Regions from separate parts of the Homo sapiens genome. Here region 2 is linked to region 1. The links are chromatin loops, found by intact Hi-C in ENCODE. Cell type or tissue: heart left ventricle. All regions are shown on one strand. Each heading gives the region's core, and the rest is flanking DNA. Links, peaks and the distances in the headings are about the cores only.

What was found. A loop is a pair of places that touch in the nucleus more often than their neighbours do. Peaks named below come from ENCODE experiments on the same cell type or tissue, not always from the same donor. Only the 100,000 strongest peaks of a DNase experiment are listed, where the experiment ranks them.
Region 2: it touches region 1 in a loop (9-fold over the local background); 11 of 110 quality-filtered maps call a loop at or near these places.

Annotation. Positions count from the first base shown.
Region 1 is chr16:72,930,686-72,946,507 of GRCh38, forward strand. The region is part of intron 3 of ZFHX3 (zinc finger homeobox 3); the gene reads right to left. Among named protein-coding and RNA genes, the nearest start is that of ZFHX3, 110 kb to the right of the region's middle. RefSeq lists enhancers at 5,845-6,139, 8,165-8,459. In heart left ventricle, for the core only: a CTCF peak has its summit at 8,721; a DNase peak (open chromatin) is centred at 8,336; H3K4me3 peaks cover 1,266 bases; H3K27ac peaks cover 1,992 bases.
Region 2 is chr16:72,867,078-72,882,899 of GRCh38, forward strand. All of the region lies in intron 4 of ZFHX3 (zinc finger homeobox 3), which reads right to left. It overlaps LOC124903715 (a long non-coding RNA gene), which reads left to right and starts at 5,261. Exons shown (of 2, transcript XR_007065111.1): 1 at 5,261-6,356; 2 at 7,823-9,563. RefSeq lists enhancers at 9,967-11,166, 11,181-11,682. In heart left ventricle, for the core only: no CTCF peak of the experiment used is centred there; DNase peaks (open chromatin) are centred at 9,364, 11,435 and 11,834; H3K27ac peaks cover 1,783 bases.

The DNA of each region.
Region 1 (15,822 bases), core at 4,203-12,202:
TGATACATTTAGAAATACTCATAAAACCTACTACGGAAGAAAACAAAAATAATGCCTGTACATTGCCAAAATAAGGAAGATTACGGTTCTGGTAAGAATAAATGACCAAATCATTACCTACACGTAAGAAATGCAAAAGACTTGTATATGACAGTCATAAAATGTAAAATGTGGTACAAGGTGCCATCACTGAGCCGTACCCCACATCCTGGACGTTACAATATCATATTTGATAGTAATAACTAACTCACGTGAAATGAGTATTGCTATGCAAAACTTTCTTTTGCATTTCTTCATTTGTGTTCAAATTTGCAACCTTAACATGTTTATTGCCACTGATTTGCATTTCATTTCATAGGTGAAAGTTTCCAAACATAAGCTGTGGACTTATTTCTTATACACCTCTTGACACCAGCATGAAACGTATGTTGCCAAAACTCAGTCCTCCTAGTACCCATTCAATTCACCATTCACATTACAAAGAGCTGCTCTGTTTTTCAAGTATACTTTCCAGATCCACTTATGCATCTAATCATCAGGCAGGTCATGAGCTTGGTGAGATTTTGTTTCTGTTGCACATACTTCGCACATCGTTTCAGATGTTAAAGACGGTTTCGCATTAAGTTCTCCTTCTTTCAAATCAAGAAGGGAGGCATTTCCTCCCACTTGTTGACTCAGAGCTGTAATCAGAGATTCTGGGATTAGCCATTTATTTCATTACACACACACACACACACACACACACACACACACACACACACACACACACACTCTTCAGCTTTCAAAAGAGGTCGGGGGAAGGGAGAAAACAATCATGACTTCAGTAGCCAAGGAGATTAACTTCCAACGTACCGACAGGGAAGAGGAGGGATGCACCATTTAAAAAAAAAAAAAAAAAAGTTTCAGCTGGAGAAAAATTTTGGAATATTTTAAATTAATGGGTAACAAAGGGTTGCCATGGAAACAGTTTTGCATACTTGACTGCAGGTGCTCCCTACAGTGAAGGGAGATTGGGATGATACAGCCACAAGCAAGGACACTGATGTGAACATTAAAGTGAGATTCCTAAGGCAATGTTAAGTCATCCGAGCCACGGACACTGTGGTTTTCGATACAAATGAACTCACTTATGCAACGAGGGTATGTGAGCTTTGCAACACCAGCTAACACTCACTTGCGTCCAGAAGCTGTTCCCCCTTTTACGATATTCTGTGGTATTGCCAAGGTTACAAAATGTAAACAGATACAAACACGAACCATAACAAGAACCAAAGTCAAATATATTCTCGTTTTTCCATCTTTGTCCTCTAAGCTGTGTATTTCTAGATTGTGGCTTTATTTTTTTAGAGTGAATATGCACTAGCTTTAATCAGAAAAATATACATGTAAGGGAATGAAAACTACCAAGGAGTATAGTTCCCCTGAGTGTCCTGTGTACTCTATGCCAGTTTCCAAGCCTACGTTCTAACTTGCATCTAATTTTGGTCACATAAGGGAAATACATGTGTGTTGATGCTTGCAGGAAGTCCTATTTAAAAAGAAACAAACAAATACTGAAACCTCCCAGGTTATGTGGGACAATATGATAAAATTATGTCAGTGAAGGTAACATCATTTCCTTCTCACAACGGATGATGTCTTAGGTACTTCTCAGGGAAGGGGTGGAGCAAGCCATAGCCACAATGCAGCTGGACTTGAATCACTTTCTAATTTTCCTGAGTACTTCACTAGATCACTTTTTGCTCCATTACTTAGGAGAGGAGATGGAGATATCCCTTTGGGAAAAAAAAAAAGTCCTACAAACACACACTTAGTGCTTGAAGGAGACTTAGTGAGGAATCCAAGCTCCACCTCCTTCAGATGAGGCCACTACAGATTGGCCAAGGTTAAATTACTGGCTCAAGGTCATTTCACTAAACATCGGTCATAATCTCTCTTCAGGGAAATTCCATCTCCCTGCTCCGCACCAAAAAAAAAAAAAAAAAAAAAATCCACTGACCTTTCCATTCTCCAAACCAACAGCGTGTCAAGTTCAAAGCTAATTAAAACCAAATTATAAAAATAACGTCAGTTGTGTGGTCTAAGAAGACGATGGGAAATCTAATGCAGAAAAGCAGAGTCCTTAACACCTTTCTGATGCTATATGCAGACTGCGTCTAGGTGCATTTCATGTATTATCTCATTTAAGTCATTCGAGAGTCCTATCAAAGCAAGTCATTCTATTAGCCCATTTTACAGATGATGAACAAACAGGAATTAAGTCCCAGGAGCTGGGATTCAAACCCAGGCAGCCTGACACCAGGCATCTTCTCCCTCCTTAAAACCCCAAGAGCTATCTGGGTTTCCTTTAAGACGCATGGACATCCTATCTTAAATTTTTCTAGTCTGCAGCACCCACTGAGCCCCACTCCACCTGCCACACCAACATGTGCCCGGCATCTCGTGGGCATCCAGACACCTCCTGAATGGTCAGATCCCATTAGATTTCCATGGCCTCTCCCGCAGTAGCTTGAGCGCTCTTAACCAGGTATGTTACTACCTCTAGTGAAATGTATGCCCTCGTCTGCAAAAACAGAAATAACCAATCTGAGCCCTGTCTTCAGAGACACAACAGATCATCATTACTACTCTCCCAGAGGAGTAGGAAGGTGGAGGGGAGGACAGCAGGGATTGAGAAGAGACCTCGAAGCTTCTACACAGTGGAGCCGAGAGAGGAGAGAACATTTCACCATTAGGTTTTAGTATTTTACCCTCACATTGCATTATGAACATCTCCAACCAAGGAGATGAGTTGAAAAAAAAATCATACAGTAGACACTTAAGTATCCACCACCCAGCTGCTGAAATTAATGCTTTGCTGTCTATTTTACAGCCTTCTCTTTATCCTGCTATCAATGTGCCTTACATCTTTTATTCATTCCAAAGTAAACTGCAGAAGCAGTACACTCCACCCCTCCCCCTACTCCAGCATGCACAGCCTCAACTACAGTTTTCTTTTTGTTTATGGGTTTTTATTGTAGTTTTATTATTTTAATAGATCACGTGAGCAGACTTCCTGACTAGCAAAACACTAAAAAGACCCAAACTCCAGTGTGTTGTTATTATGAAATGTTTAGCTCACAACTTTCTTTTTTTTTTTTTTTTTTTTTTTGAGACAGAGTCTCGCTCTGTCGCCCAGGCTGTAGTGCAGTGTCGCGATCTCGGCTCACTGCAAGCTCTGCCTCCCGGGTTCATGCCATTCTCCCACCTCAGCCTCCCGAGTAGCTGGGACTGCAGGTGCCCTCCACCACGCCCAGCTAATTTTTTGTATTTTTAGTAGAGATGGGGTTTCACCGTGTTAGCCAGGATGGCCTCCATCTCCTGACCTGGTGATCCACCTATCTCAGCCTCCCAAAGTGCTAGGATTACAGAGGTTAGCCACCACGCCCGGCCACAGCTTTCTTTTAAAAGTTAGAGTAGGCTAGGCGTGATGGCTCAGCCTGTAATTCCAATACTTTAGGAGGCTGAGGCAGGAGGATCACTTGAGGTCAGGAGTTCGAGACCAGCCTGGCCAACATGGTAAAACCCCGTGTCTGTTAAAAATACAAAAAAAGTTAGCCGGGCCTGGTGGCGGGCGCCTGTAATCCCAGCTACTTGGGAGGCTGAGGCAGGAGAATCACTTGAACCCGGGAGGCGAAGCTTGCACTGAGCTGAGATCACACCATTGCATTCCTGCCTGGGTGACAAGGCGAGACTCTCTCAAAAAAATAAAACAGAGTAGTATCCACAAGTATGTGAGAAGAAGTTCCAGTTATTAAAATTATTTTAGTACCATAGCCACAGGTTCAGTAAGTACAAGAATGAATCTGCCTTTGTCCTCTGTCTAGTTCACCTTTCTATATGATTCTACCCTCTTTAAATCTTGCTCAAACTCCAGCTTGCCCCTCCCTCCCAGAGGTCTTTTTGGATCTAACCAGTTGGGTGTGGCTGCTCCCTCCCTTCACCTTCATAACTCTTGTGTCCGCATTTGACGGCTCTTACTGAATGATCAATTCCTCTTTGTATTACGTATCACAGTAATACAGTTTCTTAAACTGTGGATCATGACCCATTAGTGCAGTGGTTCTCAAACTGCAGCCGCACATCAGAATCCGACAGTAAATGAAACCACAACCTCTGGGGGTCAAGCCAGGCAGGCGTAGTTTTTTAAAGGCCCCTGGGCTAAGAGTCGCTGGATTACGAAATCAGGATCATGTCAGGGGATCATGAAATCCATGCTGTGAGTACAACCAGCATTTGTAAAACAAAACAGAATTGAATGTAATAGAAAGCATCAGAATGTAGCACCTGCAGTAAGGATAAAATCATTCTGCACAATTTCTGTTTTAGTCAAATATACAGAATATCTAGCTATATGTATGTGCTGGGTCACTCATGTAAAATGCATTTCTTTTTAGATTATCGTCAACAAAGTTTAAAAGTCACTGCCCTAAAGAAGCAAGGACGTTATCCTGCGCATAGCGGGTGCTCAAGGACGTGTGGCTTGTACATGGGACAGGAGGAGAGAAGCAGGTCAGAGCTTCTCTCACTGGGAATATGTTCTGCCACCAAAAATGTGGTTCTCAGGGCGGGGGACAATCAGATATGGGACTAAGTAAGCATCATTCAGACAAAGACGCTCGCCCAAGGATAAGGGAACGAAAGCAGGAGAGGAGCCTCTAGGGAAACTGAGGGAGGAGGCGACTCGGGGCTGCCCCTAATCTTTAAATTTCTATGTTTAAGATTCCGTCTTTTGGCCGGGTGCGGTAGCTCACACCTGTAATCCCAGCATTTTGGGAGGCAGAGGCAGGCGGATCGCCCGAGGTCAGGAGTTCGAGACCAGACTGGGCAACTTGGTGAAACCCCATCACTACTAAAAATACAAACATTAGCTGGGCATGGTGGCATGTGCCTGTAGTCCCAGCTACTCGGAAGGCTGAGAATCGCTTGAACTCGGGAGGGGGGGGTTGCAGTGAGCTGAGATCACGCCACTGCACTCCAGCCTGGGCGACAGAGTGACACTCTGTCTTAAAAAAAAAAAAAAAATCCATCTTTTGCCATCAAATCATCAGGCGACACTTGCTGATAGTCTACCTAATATCCCCAAGACCCTGGGAAGGCTACAAAGTTGGGTGAGAATAAACAGATCCCACCGGTAAGGATCTTACAACTAAGCAGAGAAGAAAGACCACTAAAAATATGGTCTATCATAAGAATGGGAAAGGAACAAGGCATTTTGATGAGAGTGCTGGGGAGAAAGAGCAGTGATTTTAGTTGGCAGAATTTGGGCGGACAGAGCCGAAACTCACGGGTGGCCAGCAGCACGTGGGAATTTTCAAAGTAATTTGACACCAGCTGCATGATCTTGCCAGGGCTGTGTCTCAGGGGTCAGTACAGGAACAGAGCTGTGTGTGAAGCTGATGGTAAATGACCTGGGCTGCAGAAGCTCTGCAATGACCTGGTCCACACAAGCCATCCACTTTACACCAACATATGCCTTAGGGCTCTACCTTATGAAATGCCAAGTGTGCGCATGAGGCTGTTGTACCTGTTCTAGCACAGGGCAGAAGCACGGCATGCTCTGCTGGTACCCTATGGTTCAATATTTATTGAGCTGGTGTCACACACTGTTCTAAGCATTAGGGACAGAGCTGTTAATGGGGCAACGTAGGTCTCTGCTGTCTTGGCAGACAACTAAATTAATGAACAGACAAGAAAAATAAATATAATCACTGTCAATGCAGAGAAGTTATCTTGAGTGAAGTGATGGTGTAGCTCCTTGAGACTGGGTTGTCAGGGAAAGCCTCTTTGACGACCAGATATTGAATGAGAGCTGAATGTCAAGGTCAAGGAGGTACATACACTCAGTAGAACAGCAAGTGCAAAGGCCCTGTGGCAGGCGCCAGCTTAGCATGTTGAATGAACAGAGAAGGCTGCTGTGGCTGCAGTGTAGGGGGCAAAGGGGAGAGGGTTGTAAAATGAGGTCAGCATGGTGGGAGGAGTTCAGATCACAAAGGAGCTTGTAAGCCACAGTACAAAGGTGAGCTTTTATCTTAAGTGAGGTGGAAAGCCTTTGTGGGGTCTTTGCAAGAGAGTGATATGACCTGATTTTCCTCTTCGTAAAATCCCTGTATGGAGAGGGGATTGTAAAGGGCAAGAGTAGAGGCGGGGGAGAGTTGAAATACAGAGAGACGATGGGGGCTGGCCTGGGAGGGTGGTGGTGCAAATGTATTTTTGAAGGAAGCACCCACAGAACTTGCTGATGGTTTGGCTGTAGGGGAGCAAAAGACAAGGAGCCCCACAGATAGTTCCCAGCTTTTTGGGTTAAGCAAATGATATGCTGGAGGTGGCCCTAACCGAGATGGGGGAGCCCATAAGCATTTGGGGGTTCTGGTCACAGAGTCCTTTCTGCACCATGCTAAGCCTGCGGAGTTCATTCTCAGACATTCGAATGCAAATGCCAGGTGGGGAGCTGGATACAGGAAGAGGCCTAGGCTAGGGACAGATTCAGATGTCATCAGAAAGTAGATGGGGTTTAAAACCACTGGACTGAATGAGATACTTAGGGAGAGTTACAGACAGAAAAAAGAAGGGGCTCTGGGACAAGCCTGGGGGCATAATAACACTCATCGTGAAGTCACAGAAGAGAAGCCAACAGAGATAGACAAAGGGCAAGAGTGGCAAAGGCGGCTGAAAGGTCCGGCGAATTAGGACACAGCCGACAGAGTCAGCAACACAGAAACCACTGGCGACCTGTCCTACTAGTGGTGAAAAGTGTCACTTCTGGATCCAGCAACTGGGAGGGGACATGGTGAGTCAACTCCCAGAGTGGGCATGATTCAGAGTGAGGGGTTGCTGGGCAATGCGGCCTTGGGCCTTGGGTGCCAGCCCCCATGGAGGACCAGGTGACTTCCATGAGTACAGGCTGCCAGCTTCAGGGCCACCGCCATGCTACACCCCGCAGCTGCTCCCACGCCACCTGCAGAAGGCAGTACCTTTCCATCCTCTCTGTTCCACTTCTACCACTGCAGAGGGAAGGAAGGAAAACACCATCTCCTCTCACTTCCTGACCTTCCTCCTCTGCCTCCAAGAGCCTTTTTTTGGTTTGTTTGTCCTATGCACGACTTTTTCAGTTTTCCAACAATCACTGGTGTCCTATACTTCTTAACCCTCCACTTGTAAAACAACACCTTTCAGACACTCCTCAGCTACTTTTCTTGCAAAGAAACTTGCTGTCAGTAAAGACAAGAGAGTAAATGGAGAGAAACGGATAACCACCTGCTGATGTCTACTTGTGCTGCATTCTTGAGAAACTCACAAAACTGAAGGCAATCCAGGTCCTCAAGAGGTTTACGAACCAGTTGGTGAAACCACCTAGCACATGACGCAGAGACCAGCGTGGTGCCAAACAGTGTGACACCCGTGTGGGGCAGAGATGCCGTGTGTGGGTACAGCAGCTGGAGAGACAGTTCTGGAAAACCAGGGATATGTCACTAGAGCATAAAAGATGGACAGGAAATATGCTCTTCCTTAAAGTCTGATTAAAAAATAAAAGATACTTTCCAACAGGGCCCCGTGCCCATCTCAGCAACGCAGGGCGTGTGTAACCAAATCACACAGAAATGAGCACTTAAAATGACATCTGTTGGATTAATTAGCTGTGTAATTAGTCTCCCCTCAGCGGAGCTGGGCTTTGTGGCTGTTGTCTGAAATCTCCCCAGGTGACTTGATTCCAAATGCCACACTCCAAGAGGAAGAAAGCACAGGCCAGGAAAAGAAGACAGGCGTCCGAATGTGTTTGCGGGAGGCAGCGGGAAGGGAGAGGGAGTTTCTGGAGAATTTGGTGGGTCCCTCGGGAAGCTAGCTAGAACATCAGGGAGGAATAGCCATCCACAGAGGTGTCACTCGAGAACTCACCACCTCAGAGCAAATCGGCACGCCCCCAAGGCATGAGTTTTGGATAACCCCAAAGCACTAAACACTCAGAGACATGAATTAGGGCGGCAAGACCCTGGAGGTGAAGAGAGCCGAGTATGGATTCCGAGTTGGACACAAAGAGACGGGACAGAGGTCAGAGCTCTTGTCCCTGGAGGAGTTGTTTGGTCTTCCTCCGCTGACAGCTGCAGCCATCACTAATGTGAACCCAGTCTGGGCAAAAAAAAATTAATAATGAAAATGGTCAGAGCCTAATCTGAGAACCAGAAAGTGAACAACCACGCACAAACAGAAGTCTCCAGCCAAATCACTCCCCACAGTGCTTCCTCAAGCACAGCTGGCTTCGGAGTCACACTTGCTGACTCATGTCTAGGACACATAGCCCTGGGACCCGCGCCACTTGGCCTGGCTCACTAGAGGAGCCGAGGAATATTCCCCATGCTTCTCTATCTATAATTATTTTAGAAAACAAGAGACATGGCGGTAGAGGGGAAGTATAGAAGACAAAGGCACAGGAGCTATGGGAGGACCACAGTGAAAACCATCTTGGAGCAGGGGACTCCTCAGCTGGGGACGAGCCAGTGGGGTTACCTTTGATCTCCCCCACCCCCATCTCGAGGCACAGAGTACCCTCCACAGAGCAAAAACATCCGATGCTGCTCAGAGAACCTTCCTGGGCCTGCGACAATGAGCAGTTCGTAAAGAATCTGGAACATGAAACATTCAAATCAAACAAGCCCTGTTCGAAACCAGCAAGACATGTTCTAAAGCTAGATGGAGCCACTCTGCTAAGACACTCCCTGCCATAAACACAATCGGAGCTCCTCCCAGATCTTCAGTAGCGCCAACAGGCATCTGCAGGACCACTGCAGTGACACAGACTCGCTCCCAAGGGCAAAAGGGGTCTGGGAGCAAACACCAAACCCCGACATTATCATTCTCATTGTCCCGAAGGCCCATAGATACAGGCTGGGTGCAGTGGCTCAGGCCTGTAATCCCAGCACTTTGGGAGGCCCAAGTGGGCGGATCACTTGAGGTCAGGAGTTCGAGACCAGCCTGGCCAACACGGTGAAACCCTGTCTCTACTAAAAACACAAAAATTAGCCGGGTATGGTGGCAGGCGCCTGTAATCCCAGCTACTTGGGAGGCTGAGGCAGGAGAATCACTTGAACCCGGGAGGCAGAGGTTGTGTGCAGTGCTGTGATCATGGCTCACTGCAGCCTTGACCTCCTCGGCTCAAGCAATCCTCCCACCGCAGCCCTCTCATGTAGCTGGGACTATAAGCACCACCACACCCTGATAATTTTTTTATTTTTTGTAGAGATGAGGTCTGGCTATGTTGCCCAGGCTGGTCTTGAACTCTCAGGCTCAGCTGATCCTCCCACCTCAGTCCCCACTGCAGCTAGGACCAGAGGTGTGTGCCGCCACACCTGGCTAATTTTTTAAATTTTTTTATAGAGACAGGGTCTGTTTATGTTGCCCAGGCTGGTCTTGAACTCCCGGGCTCAAGTGGTTCTCCTGCCTCAGCCTCCCTGTGTTGAGTTTACAGGTGTGAGCCATGGCCCCAAACAAGTTTTTTAGTAACACATTACACATTCGTGAGCCTGAGTCTGTACAAAATCCTACTTCAATGGCCAGCACAAAATCAGTACTCCACAAATGTTGTTGACCCAGGGAACGAAGACCCCTTCCCAGTGATTTCAGTCTCCCAGAAGCTGCACAGGGAAATCTGGGAAATCCTGTGCCTCTTGGGTCCTGAGGGCTGGGGTCTGAACCCATGGGAGGAGAAGAAGTCAGGGTAGCCAATGCAAGGATGCCTTCCACCCAGAACCCAGACTTCTGTCTCATTCTGAGGGGCAGCAGGAAGACACGGATGCCCCGGTGTGACACGTGCCACCAAGAAAACTCCACAGAGGTCAGCTCAGAAGGGGTTAGAAAGGTCCAGTCATCCTCCAGGAAGAGCATACTGCCAGCGACAGAAGACAGGAAGAGAGACTCAAAAGGAACAGCAGGTGGGTGTAAACCCCTTCAGCAACCCCAGTGCACAGGCCGGCCCTGCCAAGGCAATGTGGGTATCACTGTTGACCTAAGAGACTGGCTATGCTTTGGAGGCTCTCATCCTGAGTCCGGGAACATGCTCCACTCATTAACAGGTTACAAACCAAACACTATCAGTAGATAAACATTTCTAACCTTCTAACTAGTTTGCCTTTTACAGAACCAGGAGGGGGACCCTAGAGAACATCTCCTAATCATTCTTGATGATTAGTCCCAATTTAAACCTACTCTCTGCATTCCCTATTAGCGACCTATACACCATAGGCACACAGGGTCTCCCACGCACTGTGAGCAATGCTCACGTGCTGTGAATTTTCATGGTCTACATATAAGTAACCAGTGCAGGAGGAGACCAAGAAGGCCTGGAGTGAACCAGGGGCAGCTTCAACATCTGGCCAAGTTGCTGGTGACCGAACCAGGCCTCCTGATGTCCACTGTGTGACGCAAAGGCATTTCAATAAAAGGGACTCATGAAAAAAATGACTGAAAAGTAAGTTTGAACAAACAGCTCTAGAGAAAATTTCAGATTTCTTTATAGGAAAGCATTTTACTTAACACACAAAATGTGAATATTGGATAGGACACTTTTCTATAAATAACAAAAACTGGATATCATCATTAGAGGCATTTGTAAATTTCTTTTGTTGGGAACCACTGGAAGAAAACGGGTTTCACAAACAAGGAAGCCACATAGCTCTCTTTACACTTCTATAGAGCCTGCTGGCAGGTCATTATGAACAAATTTCTAGGCTATCCAGAGGTAGAGCTGCTAAACAAAACACGGGATGCCCAGTTAAATGTGAATTTCAGGTAAGTGTAAGTATAATTTATGAGATACACTTACACAAAACATCATTGTTGCTTATCTGAAATTTACGTTTGGAGGCCAAGGTAGGAGGACCACTTGAGCCCAGGAGTTTGAGACCAGCCTGGGCAACATAGTGAGACCCTGTTTCTATTTTTTTTTAATGTCATATAAATTTCTTTTTATACAAAGAAAAAGAATGAAATTCACATCACTGAGAATTCCACAGTTTTCTTTGCTGTATTTGCCAACACCATCCCAAGTCACCACCCTAATGTTGCTAGTTTCTACAGTCGCCAGTATTTCTATGAGTGACAGATTTTCTGCCATTAGAAAATTTTAACTTTCATTCTACATCCCGGCTGCTGTAAGTGCTAAAAATCAATTTCTGTTAAGTATTAAATATATACTTACTCAATACTACCGAAATGGTTTTCATAGTAACAGCCTTTCCCACCCTACACTTACTAGTATTTACAGTTTCAACTGATGTGTAAAACAGAATAAAGTACATGGTTCAGGTGGATCATATAATTATTTAAAAACTCTTGCCTTTTCCTGACTATGTTCCTGACAATGCCTAATTGTTCCCTTATGATTTCCCTTTCAAAACAAAAAAACCAGAAACACCTGTTGGGACTAGACGTATTCAAATCTGCCCTTTGAGTCCAAGTCCTCAGCAAGTTGAAAGAATTCAACATTGAGTTCACACCTTTGCCCCATTATGTGGCACCTGCCATATTGGCTTTCCTGCCAGAGTGTGTTTACCTAAAACAACCGTAACACAACGCATTATCCTGGAATGCAGAAGCAACGGAATATTTGCACAAAATTCTCCTAAGGGTTACAGACCACCCCTAAGACGGCAGATGTCATTTATGCGAAGAATTCCACGGTGTGACTTATTCCTCTGGATGGGTGGGGGGTAGGTGAAGGTACTGGAAGTTTGAGGTTTCTCTCTCATAAGAAGGTCCAGGGCTTTCTAAATAGAGAATCGGGGGGATTCGTAAATATTTTGACAAAGTGGTAGCTATTAGACTTTCTGAAATTAGACCTCCTTGCTGCTCAGCCTAAGTCAGGGGCCATGGTATACCTTTGGAATCCAAAAGGAGACTTGTAACCAGTACCTGAAAACAGTTTATACTGGAAATATGTCGACAGAGTCATGAAATTTATATGCTATTTACGTAAGAACTTCAGGAAAGGGAATTTCCATGGCTTTCAGAATTTGTTCCTGACCCCTTTTTTAAGATAAATGGTGAGATCCACAGTCTCCATTAAGGTGCCCTAAAAACCCAGCTCCTCTTTGCAGACTCTGTTTCTTCTGGAAACTCTCTCATCCTGGAGAGTTCAATGAAGGCAAACTAATCTAAGAAATTTTCTTTTGGGGAACATGCCAGAGAGAAATAGGAAAAGGTGAGAGGAAGGCGTTTGGTCCACAGACTCCAAATGCCAGGAAAGAGAGCCAGGCCTTTCCATCCCTTCTTCTTGTTCCCCAGTGTCTCCGAAGACAGTATTCCGTAAATATGTTCTGATTTACCTAAATCTGTGGATCATTCACAAGAGGTTCTGCAAGACGTAAGAGAATGGAGAATGAGAAACAGCTTTTCACACCAGCTAGGAAAGGCTGGTTATTTAAGCAATCGTTGTACAGCTAGCCATTGAATTTGAAGGAAAATAAAGAGTCCTAAATCACACTGCATAGTCTTACAACTATACAAAAAATATATTCCTGAAAAGTCACAAATAGGGCCAGGCGTGGGGGCTCACACCTGTAATCTCGGCACTCTAGGAGGCCAAGGTGGGTGGATCACCCAAGTTCAGGAGTTTGAGACCAGCCTGGCCACCATGGCAAAACCCCATCTCTACTAAAAGTACAAAAATTAGCGGGTGTGGTAGTGGGCACCTGTAATTCCAGCTACTCAGGAGGGTGAGGCATGAGAATCACTTGAACCCAGAGGCGGAGGTTGCAATGAGCTGAGATCACGCCACTGCACTCCAGCCTGGGTGACAGAGTGAGACCCAGTCTCAAAAAAACAGAAAACAAAAACAAAAAACTGCATGACAAAAAATGTTCCCCCATCTACATTAGAACAATGAAAAGGGACTTACTTTAGAACAATGTTGTCAATCTGACAATGAAAATGGAAAAACAACAACACGGTGTTGGTCACTGTGTGGGAGTCTGGCCGTCACTTACTGGGGAAGGATGACATGGCCACCTGCTTTCTGAAAGGCCACTGGGAAGTGCTGCATCTACTGGCATTAGGTCCTGGGACCCAACAACCCCACTTCATGGTGTGTGTAGAGAATCATGTTCCTAGCTCATTATCTGCAGTATCCAAACCCTGCACATAACCTCAAGGTACATCAAAAAGGAGCTGGTTAATAAAGGAAATACTATGTCGACATTAAAAAGAGTATCTACATGTACTGACCTAAAATGATTTTCATAAAAAGTATCTATATGTACTGACCTAAAAGTATCTATATCTACTGACCTAAAAGATTTTCCTGAATAAAACAAACTGACACTTTGGGAGGCCGAGGTGGGTGGATCGTGCTTGAGCCCAGGGGTTCAAGACCAGCCTAGGCAAAATGTCGAAATCCTGTCTCTATGAAGAATACAAAAAATTAGCTGGGTGTGGTGGTGTGCACCTGTGGTCCCAGCAACTTGGGAGGCTGAGGTGGGAGAATCACTTGAGCCTGGGAGGCAGACGTTGCAGCCAGCCGAGATCACGCCACTGCACTCCCATGTGAGCGACAGAGTGAGACCCTGTCTCAAAAAACAAAATAAAGCAAAATTGAAACCACAGCATGTGTCTATAAAGATTTTTAAAAATGAACAGTATGTGTGTGTGTACAGATACATACACACATGCATTTTCATCTACAGAAGCACAGAAAAGAGCACAAAATATCAACTACATGTAACAGTGGGTTTGCCTCTGGACAGTAAAGTCAGAAAGTAGACAAAAGACATCCACTTTAAAAATCATTGGAAAATACTTAAAGATGTAAAAAAGGTCTCAGGTATTACACAACGTCATTCCAATTTTGTAAAATTCCTATGTTACATGCAAAAATAAAAATCCATCACATGGTAGGATTAACCAGATATATTTACTTTCTTTTTTATTCCTGGATTTTTCCAAATTTTTTTACAGTGAACATGCATTACTCATATTACTTTAACTGTAAAAAATAGGGAATCCACATTTTATTACTAGCTTACACTTGAGGTAAACATGGAATGCTAACCTTTTAAGAAATAATTAAGAATACAATACTATTCTAAAAGGGTCTGGTCAGTTCTTTACTATCCACAAAAAGGACTCAGAAAAGAGAGAGAGAAAAAAAACACTAAAAGCATTTAGAAAAAAGAGAATAAAAGTGCTATGGTTAATGGTTGCAAAACTGGTTTTTCAACAGGTGGTTTTTAAGTACTAAACTTTTTTTTTTCAATAGGCACAACTAATAAGATTTCAGTTCCATTATGTGGTGTCTAAAGAGTGGAGTGAAAAGATATCACTGACCTGATCTTCTTGACATGAGGGTGTGTAAAATGCTCTAACCAGAGTGACCCACACAAAGCTTGTGCCTAAAGCCATCGGCTGAGAGTGTGAAATACAACCTATTGGACGAATGTGGATGAAGATAGGTGGGAAGCTTCTGGAAGGAGGAAAGAACAAGGGACCTCCCAGCAAGGTACCCAGCTTTCATGCCGCACACCACTGGTGAATCATGAGCCATACGTTCCCACAGCAGTGATGGATGAACTTGGTCCTAGCACAAGCCCTGCCCCCCAAACTATTTGGTCTTTCCATCTCCTGGAGTCCTCTTGAAGTTAACTGGTGGCCACAAGAGCTGTCAGAGTCAGCCCAGGCTCTCAGTAAGAACCCATCAGGCCCACGTGCAGCCTCCCAGCCCAGCTGCAGAGACCCACGTCCCACCAGCACCAACCATCAAGCCACGGAAATGAACCGCAGGCCTCCAGCTGCTCCAGGAGAAGGAGGGCATGCAGGCGAAATCTGCTAAAATTCACCAAAACATCTGGCCTTGCACACCTTCTAAATCACCTGCAGGAAAACATTCCTTTCCTTTCATTTTTTGGTTGAAGGCATCAAGGTAGGGAGAGAAGGTGGCAGAAGTATGTACTTAAAACAAACAAAAAAAATAGTCTAATAATGAGAAAACAAGGTTTGAGGCAACTGGCTCCAGAATCCCGACGCAAACCATATGACACTTTCACCGGAGCTTCAAACACACAGCCAAGCTGGGAAGGCAGGACGGGAGGGAGGAAGGGGACGGTCCCCAAAGGATGTATGCTTTTTGCTCTCAGTGCAAGACAAAGGCCTCCAGGCACCACCTACGGACGTAAAATGTGTAGCTATCTTCCTAAGACCCCCACTTCCCCCCAGCACACCCACAGAGGAGCACCAAGAATGCAGATTTCAAACCAGATCATTGTCTGACTTCACCTACATTTTCTGATTTGCCCGTCTACCATACGATGATTTTATAGCCCTGCTGGGAGTGTGAATCCCAATGAGTTTCTTATGCATCAGGGAAAGAACTGAAAAGATGGGTTCTAAAGCAATGCAAAGTCTGATGGAAGTTTTCTTACATTCTTCCGTACTGCACAATCCTCCTAGAATGGCAGGAGCAGACATCCTCTATGTGGAGAATCTGGCCATGTGCATGAATCAATACCACACTCTGCCTCCTACCTCAGGCCAAGCAGAGTTGGCTTGGACACTGGCTTCTCCTCTCCTGTGTGCCCTGTTGGCCCACAGCAGCTCACATGTGGCCCAGACTCAACACCGTGGTAGACAACCCTCCTTGTACAGTATTTAAGATTAACAGGTAACCTTCAGTCTTGGTCCAATCAAAGGAACCCCAGCTAGAAACCGTTTTGAGTAACAGATTCTGGTAGGGTCTTAATCTATCTGCTAAAGTTGACAGATTTCCACTCCAATGACTCTCAGGTGAAGAAAAACATCAAA
Region 2 (15,822 bases), core at 4,697-12,696, 63 kb before region 1:
GGCTGAACAGAAGATGATGTGGTGGGTCCAGTGTCAAGTCTCACTAAGCCAGCATGAGACTGTCCAGGCGGCATCCTCAACCCCACAGGAAGCTGAGGAAGCTGTCATCTGTGACTCTGCTGGGAAGAAGCTCAGCATTAATTCTACTCCACCAGGTGTCAATAATGTCAGTGTGGCATATTATGTGATTACTCTGAGTGGTTACACAAAATTTAGAAGAAAAAACTGCACTAACAGCATCACTCGCAGAGCAGAACTCTGGAAACGTGCACTTTACGCAATGGAGAAGTGCACTCTGTCTAATCCTGAGCAGGAAGATGAGAACGATTTTATAAGTGTGTCCCCTTCTATCTGGAAGATTGCAAGACACATGGAACGCCTTTCAGAAGACAAAACATACCAAAACATACCAAAATCTAAGACTGTAAGAAGCAACATCGTAATCCCATGCTAACGTTAATACCCTCATGGAGTACGACTACCCATGAGCAAACTCTTCTTCCATTTATTGTTGACACCAGTTTAAACATGTAATCCACATTTATTTTGATTGGATCATCTATTTTTGCTCTTGCAGTCATTTCCTGTCAAGTTTCTAGCCAAGGTGAAAAGTAGCGAACCCCCAGAGTAGACTCTTTGACAGGGGAAAAAAAAAAAAAGAAGAAGAAGAAGGGATGCTGTCTGTGCCCAGGCACTATTTTCTTAAGGTGGCAGCTTTCCTCTTCTAATGATGCCTCTGGTCACTGCACCAACCAGTTGAGTCGGTTTTTCTGGAAAGTTCTCACCAATCACTGAAAAGGGTGTTTGTGGAGGCCAAAAATGGTGACAATATCAAGAGCCGCACAGAGTCTGCCAAGGAACCCACGGGGCTCCGACAAGATGGCGCCCAAGGAAGCATGGAACTAACTGAGCCACTGACGAATGGGATAGATTCTGGACAAAAGTAATGTAAGACATGATCCCTGCCCCAAGATGTTTCCAATTTTAGGGATGAATAGTAAGCAAATACTAAGTAATCAGCCAAACGAGGCTGTCCAATCTTTTTGGAATAACATGAGATACATAAGTAATACATAAATGTAATTGGGTGCAAGGGTCAGTGGTACAGATTCACTGCTATATTCATTTACAAAAGTGGGGAATGAGGGAGGTATGTGTGGTTTTGATGATAACATCATTTTCACCCTCCCTTCTTACCCATTCCTGCCCTTCATCTTATTCTCTCCCACTTGGAGAATCAGCGCCTATCCAAGGCCCAAGCTCACATCCTCAGATCATCCTTACCTGCTCTCTTCCCCATTTCTCCCAGGTGGAACCACCTAAAAACAGCATTAAGTGTCTCACTCTAACCTAGACCCTCTGGCATCCTGCACCTTACATAAGCTTTCCCTCACATTCTTCCATCTTCCACTGGGGAGCCAGTCTTACCCTCTAAAACAAGGAGAGATCAGGTGACTTTGCCAGGTCCCCCAGATCTCAGGGCTCCGCACTCCCTAGAGGGGAAAGTCCTTGCTTCTCCCCCTCCACCCGTTCGCGCTCTATCTTTGGCTACAACTACATCCCATGACCTTTATACACTGGCAGATCTTCAGTTTTCAGGGTCCACATCGACAGGCTTCTTAGGAATCTTCTCCTGTTAGACAGTGAGATTCCTCAGGCACAGAGAGCCTCCTGGTCACCTTCTGCACCTCCACCTTGATTGCTTCTCCAGGCTCAAGGCTCAGTAGCCCTCTGTTCACCTCAGGAGTTGTAAGAAACAACCCTATTGTACATACAGCCTTGGAGATGAAAGCAGGAATAATTACCTCCAGAAAGGAAGAGTGGGTCTTGGCAGGAATTCTAAGAATGGACAGGAGAAAAAGCTGACGATGATTTGACATGAAAGGAAGAAAAATCAGAAGGCTGTATTTCCAAAATCCAAATAACAGAGAAAGGGTGAAAGGTGAAGATGAGACTATGCTTTCTGAGCCATCCCAGGGCAAACATCTGCTTTCTCATTCATTTCCTTCAGATAAGGGAGAGAAGACGGAAAGGAAGGCAGGAAGGACTTCAAATTTTTAACAGTTTTAGTAGAGAAAATGGAAAATTAATCAAATGCTATTACCAGGCCTTACATTTAAAAAATACTGGGGAGACTAGAAACACGAAACAGCAAGCCTGGCCCTGGAGCCTTCACTTTCCCTTCTGTGAGCTCTTGCACAGTTACCAGCCCCTCTGCCATCATCCTTCAAGGACCAGCCAGCCAGAGCCCTCGCCAACCAGAGGCTCAGTTATAGCAGAACACACTGATGAGAGCTAAAGGTGTTTTTTTTTTCTTAAATAAAAGATTTAGAAATAAGTTACAATTTATCATAATACCAACTTTCACATTCTAAGACCCTGTTACCCAGGCTCTGTCCAAGGTAACACATGATCTTCCTTCTTATTCTGTAATAGTTTCTTTGTCCACTTCCCAAAGCCTCCATTCCTCGTTTGACACCATGAGTGATCAGTGACATTTTAGAAAATTCTTCCCAGTCTTTCTAAAGTTCTGGCCTGCTGAATTTCCTGATCATCTAGAAAACCGGGAAGGGGAGTATAGGCTAAAAATAAACCTTAATGACCACCACTTTCATTTGCCAAATATTTCTCCCTATTGATTTTTATTAGCCATTTTTTCAAAACAATCTCATTTAAACAGTTCAATTCCTTATTAAATCATCTCCAAGCATATCCTCACTAGATTCTCATTAATTACAAAGGGAAAAATAGTAACTTCAGAATGGATAACCCCAGAAGGAACCACCATAACTAACTGACCAAAGCTGATGCCCGCAATCAAGAGACAAATCAATATCATGTATCTCATGAAACAATACACGAGAAAGAACACGCTTTCTTTTTTGGCATTTCTACCAAAATACACAGCCTGATTCTAATCATAAGGAAGCATCACATGAACCCAGTTGAAGGATACTTGACAAAACAGCTGACCTACACTCTTCAAATATGTCAAGGTCATAAAAGGGCAAGACAGAGGAACAATGCTAGATTAAAGAATATGGGCCAGGTGAGATGTAATCCCAGCACTTTGGGAGGCCAAAGCGGGCAGATTGCTTGAGCCCAGGAGTTCAAGGCCAGCCTGGGCAATGTGGTGAGACATCATCTCTACAAAAAATACAAAAACTAGCCAGATGTGGTGATGCATGCCTGTAGTCCCAGGTACTCAGGAGGCTGAGGTGGGAGGATCACTTGAGCCCAGGAGGTGGAGGTTGCAGTGAGCCAAGATCTCGCCATTGCACTCCAGCCTGGGTGACAGAGCTACAGAGCTAGACCCTGTCTTTAAAAAAAAAGAAAAAAGAAAAAAAAACGGCTGGGCACGGTGGCTCACGCCTGTAATCCCAGCACTTTGGGAGGCAGAGGCAGACAGATCACGGGGTCAGGAGATCGAGACCATCCTGGCTAACACAGTAAAACCCTGCCTCTACTAAAAATACAAAAAATTAGCCGGGAGTGGTGGCAGTGGTGGCAGGCGCCCTTAGTCCCAGCTACTTGGGAGGCTGAGGCAGGAGAATGGCATGAACCCAGGAGGCGGAGCTTGCAGTGAGCCGAGATCGCACCACTGCACTCCAGCCTGGGCGACAGAGCAAGACTCTGTCTCAAAAAAAAAAAAAAAAAAAGAAAGAACATGAAAGAGGACAGCTAAATATACCTTGTGATCTAAGATATTCTTTTCATACAAAGGATATTATTAGGAAAATTTGAATAAGGACTATAATAACCTAATAGTTTTATAGCAATGTTAGTTCTCTGATTTTGATCATTGTTCTGTGGTTATGTAAAATATCTTTGTTCTTAGGAAATACACACTAACTTATTTTGATGTCAAGGGGCACCATGTGTGAAATTTACTCTGAAATCCTTCCCAAAAAAATGGCAATGTGTATATTTCTATTTATTCTCCGTCTTTATGGAGAGAGTAAGATTATGAATGCGAGAGAGAAGTCAAAAAAGGAAATGTGGTAAAATGCTAATATTTGGGGAATGCAGGTGAGAGAATTTTCTTACTATGTAAAGTACATTACTTTTCTATAAGTCTGAAATTATATCAACATTTTATTTATTTATTTATTTTTGAGATGGAGTTTTGCTCTTGACGCCCAGGTTGGAGTGCAATGGCGCAATCTTGGCTCACTGCAACCTCTGCCTGCCAGGTTCAAGCGATTCTCCTGCCTCTGCCTCCCAAGTAGCTAGGATCACAGGTGCCTGCCACCATGCCCGGCTAATTTTTTTTTTTTTTTTTTGAGACGGAGTCTCACTCTGTTGCCAGGCTGGAGTGCAATGGTGCAATCTTGGCTCACTGCAACCTCTGACTCACTGGTTCAAGCAATTTTCCTGCCTCAGCCTCCCAAGTAGCTGGGATTACAAGCACGCGCCACCACGCCCAGCTAATTTTCATATTTTTAGTAGAGACGGGGTTTCACCACGTTGGCCAGAATGGTCTTGATCTCCTGACCTTATGATCCGCCTGCCTCAGCCTCCCAAAGTGCTGGAATTACAGGTGTGAGCCACCACACCTGGCCTTTTTAAAAATATTTTTAGTAGAGACGGGGTTTCACCATGTTGGCCAGGGTGGTTTTGAACTCCTGACCTCATGTGATCCGCCCGCCTCAGCCTCCCAAAGTGCTAGGATTACAGGTGTGAACCACCAAGCCTGGCCAAAATTTTAAAAATTTTTTAAGGAATTGGCTGGGCGCGGTGGCTCACGCCTGTAATCCCAACACTTTGGGAGGCTGAGGCAGGCAGATCACGAGGTCACGAGATGAAGACCACACTGGCTAACACAGTGAAACCGTGTCTCTACTAAAAATACAGAAAATTAGCCAGGCGTGCTGGTGGGCGCCTGTAGTCCCAGCTACTGGGGAGGCTGAGGCAGGAGAATGGCATGAACCCGGGAGTCGGAGCTTGCAGTTAGCCGAGATCCTGCCACCGCACTTGCACTCCAGCCTGGGCAACAGAGTGAGACTCTGTCTCCAAAAACAAAAAACAAAAAAAAAATTTCAAGGAATTACAAATTGAAATTAAAATAAGATTCCTAACATCCCCAGTCCAATTATATAATTTTGTATTCTTAAGTATTGCAATTATATATATTATGCATATTTCAGATGATATGCAAATTTCATTTACTACTTATTGTTTCCATATTGAGGAAAATGTTCAATGAAAACAGAGCTCCTATCAGCACTTGCAGTTCCCCTCCAATACAAATAGCCCCAAAATCAACATATTATTCCCCTCTTTAAGGCTTTCTTTTTACTCAGAATTCAACATGTGAAAGTACTCTCTAGGTTCTCAATTTGTTTAGGAGATTACGAGAAAAATAGGAGTTTTCAGGTATTTGTGTTTTGCTTTTTTTGAGACAGAGTCTCACTGTGTCATCCAGGCTGGAGCACAGTGGGGTGATCTTGGCTCACTGCAACCTCCGTCTCCCGGGTTCAAGCAATTCTCATGCCTCAGCCTCCGGAGTACCTGAGACTACAGGCACGCGCCACCATGTCTGGCTAATTTTTTGTATTTTTAGTAGAGAAGGGGTTTCACTATGTTGGCCAGGCTCGTCTCAAACTCCTGACCTCAAGTGATCCACCCGCCTCGGCCTCACAAAGTGCTCAGATTAGAGGCATGGGCCACGTGCCTGGCCATGTATTTGTTTTAAATAAATCTATGATATTCACACTCACCTACACGCCTTTCAAAAGATGGTGGGGGGTGGGGGATGGGCAAAACTAGACTTCCGAAAGATGGAAGAAAATGGGATTGCAATTTTTGGCCCTGCCCAAGATCCTCTCTTTAGGCAGAATGGCCTGCTCATTGGCTCCCGACCAGAGTCCTGAACTCCCACAACAGCCTGGGGTCTTCTTCCTCTGTCTCTACTGATTTATCTTTCCAGTTTCAGCCTGACTCTCTCCTTAGAGCTTCCCCACCATTCAGTCCAGGAATTCCTCACCCTCGAAGGCCCAGAGTATTTACTTCCTGTTCCACTCTCTGCTACTCACTACGGATCATCTTGAACCCTGTTAACCTTCAATGGGCGTATTTTTCACATCCTTCCAAAAGATCATAGGCTGGGCTCATTTCTTCTGTTCTTTTTATATTCCCTCACAGCAACCAGTATTTACAACTAACAGATGTTTAATAAACAGCTGCAAAGCTCAACATGCCCTAATGTTTTCAATGCAAGAATGAAGGGGAAAGAATGCCTCTGAATGACTCCAAAAGCATGCTTGGAGAAAATGGCAAATGTTTCTGCTGCACATTTAGAGGCCCCAGAATACAAATTTGCATTTGCACGACTTCCCTTTTCAATGAGAATTCAGGTACGTTCTTTCATTTTATCTTATTAGTATGATGAGATTTGTTCTTGATGAATCCGTACCACCTCAGCTACTCGTCATCATTCCATTATCACTACGTGTTTATAGATTTTCCCTTTTATTACTCATTTTATTTTTTCCATCAAGTATAGTTCATATACGAGGTAGTAATTACCAGGTTTTCTGCTCCTTACACTTCAAGTTCGCCAATTTTTTTCTGATCATAAAAGCCTAAGTGCCTATTGTCAAAAATCTTGAAAACAGAGAAAGTATGAAGACGAAAATTGTCCATAATCAGTGCTGTCTTCATATAGATATTTTAAAGGAAACTGTGACAATTATATGTGTTTTTGGGTCTTGCTACCCACCCCTCAGTCTACGGAGCTTGCTTCCATATCCTTAAATATTAATCAAGAACATTATTCTTAATGGCTACACAGATTTCCACCACATAATCGTAACACAGTTTACTTAATCTTCTTATATTTTAAAAGGCGTATGGCTGATGTTTCTAATTGCCTTCGTAATAAGCATACTTCCTTGCTAACAGAACACTCACTTTATTCAAAGCACAATACCCTCAGCCAAAACCTGTTGTCTGTTGTGCCCGAGGACAGTCATATGATGCAGTCCCAGCCAATGAGATGTAAGATAAAGCAAGTGGGCGGGGCTTTGGAGGAAACTTTTAAACAGGTGGTCTTTCGTGACGCATGCACTCTCACCAGCCTCACTTTCTTGTGCCTGGAGCTCAGATGGAGGATTTTTTGATTTTTTTTTTTTTTTTTTTTTTTTTTTTGAGACAGTCTCACTCTGTCGCTCAGCCTGGAGTGCAGTGGCACAATCTCGGCTCGCTGCAAACTCCGCCTCCCGGGTTCACGCCATTCTCCTGCCTCAGCCTCCCGAGTGGCTGGGACTACAGGCACCCGCCACCACACCAGGCTAATTTTTTGTATTTTTAGTGGAGACGGGGTTTCACGGTGTTAGTCAGGATGCGATCTCCTGACCTCGTGATCTGCCCGCCTCGGCCTCCCAAAGTGCTGAGATTGTAGGCGTGAGCCACCGCGCCTGGCCTGGAGGAGCCATCTTTAGACCATGAGGAGGCAACAAGCGCTTGGTGAGAATGGCTACATGGAAACATAGAAGGAAAGTGGATGTCTGCTGACTCAGTGGAACCTTCACTTCTGCACCTGACTGCCCTCCTCCCAAGGCTGCTTATATAAGGAAAAATGAAACCTCTTTTTTTTTTTGAGACAGGGTCTCGCTGTGTTGCCCAGGGTAGACTCAAACTTCTGGGCTCCCAGTATCCTCCTGCCACGGCCTCCCAAAGTGCTGGCATTGCCGGCGTAAGCCACCACACCATGCCCTCCTAACTCATTAAAGCCACTTTGGAGTGTTTCTGTGATCTATAGCTGAGTGGTGTGAAACAAAAGAATAACCTTTTTTTCCCCCACCTTCTGCTGTCTTCATAGCCTGTGATACAGCTTCAAAAACAAGGACCAAGACCTACACACCACAACTGCTGGGGTCATCCAGTCCAACCTGGGACAGAAGTCCTGGACAGGAGAGGTGTCAGGTCTCTCTTCCTCTGAAAGGGGGCTGCCTAACCTGTTGATGCTGTGCTCCCATCAAGAAGCTCACAGAGAATGATATGGGCCAGTGTTTGTTCCGTTTTAGTGCTCATACAACTCTAGCTGAGATTAACCAAGAAAACTGCCCCTTACTGGCTCAGGGAACTCCCATAGAGAATTCCCATAGGGAACTCCCATAGGGAATTCCAAACTTACAGGCCAGTAAGGTGGCCTGGCCGCTCTTCCACCTGGAACACAGCTCACTGAATACGGCAGATACCTGCAGACTGGGGGCAGAAACTGGGCTCTGGATCCCTTTCCCAGCGGGGAGACCTGGCTTGGTTGTGAGCCCAGCCCTGCAGGGAGGCTGCAGATCCAACACAGCTCCTCTTGGAAGCCCTCTGTGCCAGGAGGCACAGCCCAGATGCCCCGGGAATCCCTGAGGGAAATTTCATAAAACATGTGACTATCTACACAGCCTGCTAGAGGCCAGATCATTGCTCACACGGCTAAGTTGAAGCCTCAGTGCAGTTTCTACTTCATTCAGGGAACTGGAGTTGCAGCTTTCACTAGAAGAGCTGCTTCTCCTTGATGAACAAACCATTCCGCCCATAAAAATGCTGTGGAAAGTACTGTAAACGCTAATGCAGCCAAAAACTTAAAGACTGGTATAGGGTTAACTGAACTGCCACGTTAAGTCAGGTGTAACGAGATGACAATGCTTTAATCCTGCTGCTTAAAGCGATGTCTAAAATGTGCAAGTCAAATTTCAAGCCTTTGTAAGAACATAATGGTAAAGATAATTTCATCATTATCAGGTGATGCAACAACCTGCCCGGTCCCAGGGCTGGAATTCCAAACAGTCACGCCTTTGCAGAGTTTTACAGCCCTGGAAGAGAGGGGAGGCCACAGTGAACACCTGTGATGATAACTCCAGCCCATGCCCCGGTGATTTTTGACAATTGAATTAATGTTGAAATGAGCTTATTTTTCTGTCCTAAAGGGAAAACGAGCCTAAAATCCTGTTAATCTAGCATCCTGGTTACTCAGTTTCACCATAATTTATAGGATAGTTTTTCTATCCAAAAACTAAGGCTATTTTTATCCCAACTTCGCCGCTTCATAAAACACACGTGCATGCATGCAACTTCAGAGGTTTTGGCCTAAAGCAAGTTTTCAAAATAACCGGGTTCAAATATTTCATTGAGATGGTAGGGGTGGAAGAATCTTATAGAAGCAAATTTTACTGTTCTCTGTAAATTCAGACTTCTTCAGCCACAGATGGCTCAGGGATCCAGTCTCGCTTGAGAAACATGATGGAATAAGCCCACAGTCAGAGCTTCTTCTCATTCAGTTTCATGAAAGCTCTGAGCTCCCACAAGTGTCTGCTGGAACTGGACAGGAAGCTTGCAAGATGCTGGCTACGATTCAGCGCAGTCACCGCCTTCCCCAGTCGGCCCACCATCCCCAGCCATCCAACCACTTCCTCCCCACGAGGCATCGCCCGTTGGAAAGTTTTATTAACCAAATGCTTGAGGGTTTCTGTATATTTATATTACCTCCTCTTCTCTCCTGTTCTACCCAGGCATGTTGAAAAAAAAAAAAGTTATGATATACTTTAATAAAAACAAAATTAAAATGATTAAACCTTTCATATCCTTTAGAGATAATCTCTCTTCTCCTGGCTGGTCCAATCTGGAAGAAAACAAATGTGAACCATAGCTTGCTGCTGCTTTTCAATTTTTTTCCCCCCTAAAGAAACAAACAGAAAAAGCCGCCTGTGGCCAGATTTTTAAAATAAATTAAATTTGTCCTCACACACGGCAGCCAGGTGTGGTTGAAACATTCTTTCCAGATATCTATGATATATGCCAACATCCTTCCCTCTGGGGGTCTTTCAACGTGAGCCTGACAATCCCAAGGGGAACAGAGACTTGGCGGGGGAGAAAGGGGGGTGATTCCAAAATAGTTATTGAAAAAGAATCACTATTTCCCAATTAGCCCTGTAATAATGCCTTACAGGAATGACTGGATGCCCTGCCCCTGCACGCCATCTACCAAAACCAAAAAATAGTCTACATTCCTGATTAAAGCAAAGCTCAGAGAAAACAGCCCGGTATGGCACAAATCTCCCCGGTCTTATGTGTTCTGAGGAAGTCTTCAGATCCGCCCAGGGTCTGGGCACAGGTCCGCAGGGAATCAAATGGCTGCAGAATTCGATCAGGCCTGTCTGTCCAAGGCCAGCTAGATATGGAAATCAGAAGTAGGTCATCAGCCCTCAAGAATCGGATAATGACCTCTGGACTCGCAGCGCTGGGGCCACCAAGAGAACAAAGGTGTTAAGGCACTGTGTAGGTTTTTCTGTTGTTGTTGTTGGTGTTGTTGTTACAATATCTAATAGTGAGATCAAATTCTTATTGTGGAAATAAACATCACGGTCTTCTGTATGAAGATGGTCTGCGGAAAGTGACCACGCATCAGAGTGTCCAGCGTAGGAGGAGAATCTCAGTTTGCCTTAGTCATCATAGCACACACCCTGAGCACAGTAAGTTTCTCATTCTTCGTGTCTGGTGTTTATGTTGTAGTAGAGACGACTCGTCCTCAAGTTAAAAGGACAAAAGTCTTTCCTGTGTTTCATACTTGGGCGGTGAGTCACTAGGAAAGGATTTGGTTTTTAGAAAAAAAACTTCTGATCCCTGGGCTAAAACAGAGAGCCCCAAAGAGCTATGTTGATCCCAGACAAGCACGTGCGTGGATTCTTCAAAGTTCAGGTCAACTCAGGCCCCTCCTCCTTGCAGTCAGCCCTGTACTCAAGGTTGCTGGAGACATGGCGCCTCTATTTCCTGCCCAAAGAAGCCCCCTTAACTGGGGGCCACGGGTTGAGTGGTGAAGGAGGCAACTCACACCTGAATTATAGTGGGCTTGTAAACCTGAACAGGGCAAGTCACAACTTTGGGAGGCTGAGGCAGGAGGATCACTTGAGGCCAGGAGTTCAAGAACAGCCCTGACAACATAGTGAGACCCTGTCTACAAATGAAAAAACTAGCCAGGTGTGGTGGTGCATGCCTGTGCTACTTGGAAGACTGAGGCAGGAGGATCACTTGAGCCCAGGAGATGGAGGCTACAGTGAGCCATGATTGTGCCACTGCACTCCAGCCTGTGTAAAGACCCTGTCTCTACAAAAAAAGAAAACAAAAACAAAAACAAAAAAACAAAAAAAACTCACCTACCAAAAGTCCAGCTGACATCTACTACAAAATTCCCATTATTGCCATAAAAACATGTGGGCTGGGTTCAAGGCTGCATAGCAGATGGCCAGGCTACATCCTCATCACACACGCACTTCACTGGTGCCAGTGCCGGTGACAGGCTAGAAGCCACTCCAGTGAGGACCCCTGCCAGGGCCAATCAGATCAGGGCTGCCCTCCCCATGCTGTGGGGCTTCTCAATGCTTCTGAAATGGACTCACACAAGGAAGTCACAAAGGGCTTTGGACATTAGGAAAACCATGCAAACTGTTTCCACTTCTCAGAGCAACCCGAGGCACGCGCTCTGGAGTGTGCAGAGTCACAGATAACTGCTGCTGCTTTGCTCACCGCAGTCTTAGGATTTCTTCATTTCTATCCTGGAGAGAATCCAGCAATGGATCACACTGTTATCTAGACACAAAGAATCCCACCCCTGGGGCAAAGTGCTACTTGTCCCGTGGATGAGTTTGTCAGCCTGCAGCAAGGAGGCCAGACGCAGTGGGAAGAGCACAGCCCTGGGCCCTGGGCCTCTGTACCAAGTCCCTACTCTGCTGCTGTCTACAGCAGCCCTGTCCTCAGGAACCTTCTCCAGGGAAGGAAATGGCTTCTGTCTGCACATCCAATACAGCAGCCACTAGCCACATGGCACTGAGACAGATGGGCCGCTGCAATGGGAACCTAGCGACATGAGACATCCAAGATTGCCAGGAAGGGTCCGAGTTCGCCTCTGCTTTATGCTCGTGCAGGACAGGAACGGCCCTGTGGAGGCTGCCCTCGAGGCTCACATCACAGGCTCAATCTGGGAAAGACCAGCCATGGGAAGCAGGATGTGACTTGCCCTGGAAGCGCAAGTGAAGGACGGGCTCCGAATGAAAGCTACACAAGGTAACAATATACACACTGGGATCTTTATATTATGTCCAGCCTGGAGTATATAACACAGGGTAAGGAAAAACCAAGGAATTAAAAGTCCTTCAGGTACTTCGAGCAACTGAAATCCTTTGGATGGAAGTCCAGTCAATCAGCTGGCCCCCTATTGAATTCTATACCCTAATGGGTCATAGAAAATTGTAAGGCTCTAGGTAGCATCTACCCCAACCAGAGCACAAACACCACACACAAGCCCAGGGAGATCTGCTTAGTCCCTAAAAGCACAGTGGGCAGCAAGGAGGGGTTTCTATTTCTTTTTTTTCTTTTGAGACGGAGTCTCGCTCTGTCGCCCAGGTTGAAGTGCAATGGCGCGGCCTCTGCTCATTGCAACCTCTGCCTCCCAGGTGCAAGTGATTCTCCTGCCTCAGCCTCCCGAGAAGCTGGGATCACAGGCACCCGCCACCATACCTGCCTAATTTTTATATTTTTAGTAGAGGTGGGGTTTCATCATGTTGGCCAGGCTGGTCTCCAATACCTGAGCTCTAGTGATCCGCCCGCCTCGGCCTCCCAAAGTGCTGGATTACAGGTGTGAGCCACCATGCCCAGCTAAGGAGTTTTTATTTCTATAAATCCCTCCAACAGGAGCCTAACACAGGCCAGCCTGCTGGAGCACCTTCAGCAAAGGCAGCTTTTCTCGATGCTAAGACCATCAAATTTCACAGGCACAAGAACCTTCCTCCACGTGGCCGGCTGTCAGTCCTCTTGGTGTTTGCCAGCAAGAAGGTTTCGGTGAGGGCTGTGTGAGAACAGGCAAGGAAAGAGTCATGGTAAAATGGGCTCAGAGGACACAGGGCTCTGACCCCTTTTCCTGTCCTAACAAGTGTCTTTGAGCACTTCCGGCTTCATTTGGAGTCCCCTTCCAGCGAGGTCGCAGTAGTTAATCCCATGCCAAGGCCAGCACTGAGAACCGTGTGCTGCGAGCAGGAAACCAGAGAAGGCCTGGTGGGCGCTGACAGTTCTGTCCGAGGCGACTTCCAGGATCTCCATGACCTCCCTTCATCTCTCCCACCACCTTCTGTCCTACCCTCCTGCCCCACCCAAAGTGACCACAGAAAAGGAAACAAGAAACTGGCTTCAGATATCAGAAAGTCTGGGTAATAGACTGAACTGTGGTCCTCCCAGTGTCCTAGGTTGAAGTCCCAACCTCCAGTACCTGAGGATGTAGCTATGACTGGAGACAGGACTTTTAAGGAGGTGATTAGGTTAACGTGAGGCCTTTAGGGTAGACCCTAATCCAATCTATCTGGTATGTCCTAATCATACAGAGACACACCAGGGGGACTCACAGAGACCAGGCTATATGAGACCAAGGCCTCGGGAGAAGCCAAAACTGCCGGCACCTGGATCTTGAACCTTTAGCGTCCAGAACTGTGAGAAAATACACTTCTTTTGTTTCAGCCAACCAATGGAAACGGGGGGTGAAAAATACACACATTCTTTTTTGACTTTATAATATGACAATTTTTGATAAAATTTTGGGTTGAAACAACAGATGGCCCTGTACCAGGAAAATCACACATTGTCTGATTTTTGATATTCTAATTAGAGCAGAGGTCAAAGATCTTTTAAAAGCAATAAATGGCTCCTTTTATTAACATATACACAAAAGGTCTCAAGATAGTCTTGAGGCATAAAACTATAAAAACCCATTTAACATCCACTCTGAAAAACACATCTTTACAAAGTCCTTTCAAAGTCCCTCAAAACTGCTAATGGAATAAGACATAAGTAGCAAAAAGCAAAATTAAATGCTTATTTGAAGACTGTTCTCCCAAACTGAGAAAAACTGTGAAACAGAGAGAAAGATCAGCAAGAAAAGATGTACCCTATCCAGGCTGGCGGGAACCACACTTCTCTAAAATGCAAGCCAAAAAATATTAAGGAAAATGTAGCCCCAAACCTAGCCTGGGTCTACCAGAAGTCTGAGGAAACCCAGTGAGGAGGAGCTGAGCATGGTCCAACAGAACCTTCTGAACTGCTCTAGAAATCTGTATTGTCTAAGTTAACCATGAGCCCCATGGCACTATTAAGCACTTGAAATCTGGTTAATATGATGCAGAAACTGGATTTAAAATTTTATTTAGCATTAACAGAGAATTTTGAGAAGCTTCCTTGTGGCTCTCAGGAGACCAGAAAGCCCAGGAACCAGGGAGGTATGGGCAGCACTTAGACTGAGGCCACAAAACTTTCCACTGCTCGTCAATGTTTGAAAAAAATAATTTGGAACCATAATTCTTATAATTGGGTCACAGTTTGAAGGGGGTTCCTTAACATCTGTGACTCTGAGAAAAAGCCTTTGAGCTATTTCTGTACGCAGAGAGATAGATGCATGTTCTATTTCCTCCCTGGCCCCTACCAAGGTCGGGAACAAGTTTCATATAGGATGTAAGTAGCCCTAGAAATGGATTCTTTGGACATTCCTAAAGACGGTACAGGTACAAATCATTATTTCTCGAGAAACATCCATTCAGGCAGTGGAGAAAGTGTGAACTCCAGAGGCTAGGATAGGGGATCCATATGGGAGGGGTCTGCACACATGGCAGGAGACAGCAGAGGACGGCTGCCACTTCCTGCTACACTGTCGGCTTTAGGAGGTCTCTCCCCTCCAGTGAAATCCAGGGACAGCACCCCCAAATCCAGGGACAGCACCCCCAACTCCCAGCCCAGCACAAACACCCACTGACTGGCTAGCTATCCATATTCACTTTAGGGTGGAGTTTCAGATTTTCAAGTTTCTTGGATACACCTTTCGAAGGTGACTTGGGATGTTTCGAAATAAAGGTTTCACAGAAAGAACACTTGGTATGACATGATGTCCTGTGGCTCCCTTGGGGGTCCCCATGTCACTGGGCTCTGATGAGCCAACGGGGGTCTCTGGCATACTCACACCCCTAAAAAGAGGACCCCCGCCCAATGCTCACCCCTCAACAAATGCAAACACACCCATATACTGTCTCTCCTAATTCCAGGAACCATCAGCAGGTACCCCTTTTTCCTTTTTTTTTTTTTTTTTTTGCTGTGCCAAAAAAAACCCTCTCTGCAGTGAGTGGCCACAGTATCAATGCTTCTCCCAGTGGGCAGCGTTGGGCACGTGCTGCCACCCACTCATGAAGATAGCATGGAAGACAGCCTGGAGCCCTTGACCAAGAACAACACTAACCAGAAGGGCAGTGTACAGCTGGTGCCACGTGTCATATGCTGAAACAACACGCACAAAACCCTGGTAGCTTCATCATCCCAGAAAAATAACGCAACGAATGAATGGTGGATCTAGAACATCAAAGAATGAGTGAATACGAATCACTGCAACTCAGGCCACTGCGGCCAGGTCTAGATAACTGCTGAAAAGGTGCAAGTCCTGGAACAGCCAGCCAGGACACAGGAGGCTGGGTACGAGGCTGCACGCTCAACCCACTGCCCACCTGACCATCCTGGTGATGCCACACCTTCTCCAGGGGGACCTTCCAGGGCAGCAGCGTCTGACAGCAGTGAAACAGCACTGCATATGTCCACCTTCCAGCAGACCAGATCATTAGCATATTTTGCAGAGAGCAAGCAGAAAAGTTTAATTGCCCTTAATTACTCAGTTCAACAAGGCTCCTAGATAATGGCTCTCAGATTTCTTGCCTGGTATCGACGTAATTTCCCTGACTCTGGCTTCATTATATCCCTAACTTAGAAGCAATAGCGTCTCCAAGATGGCTTTCCAGAACAGACACTGAA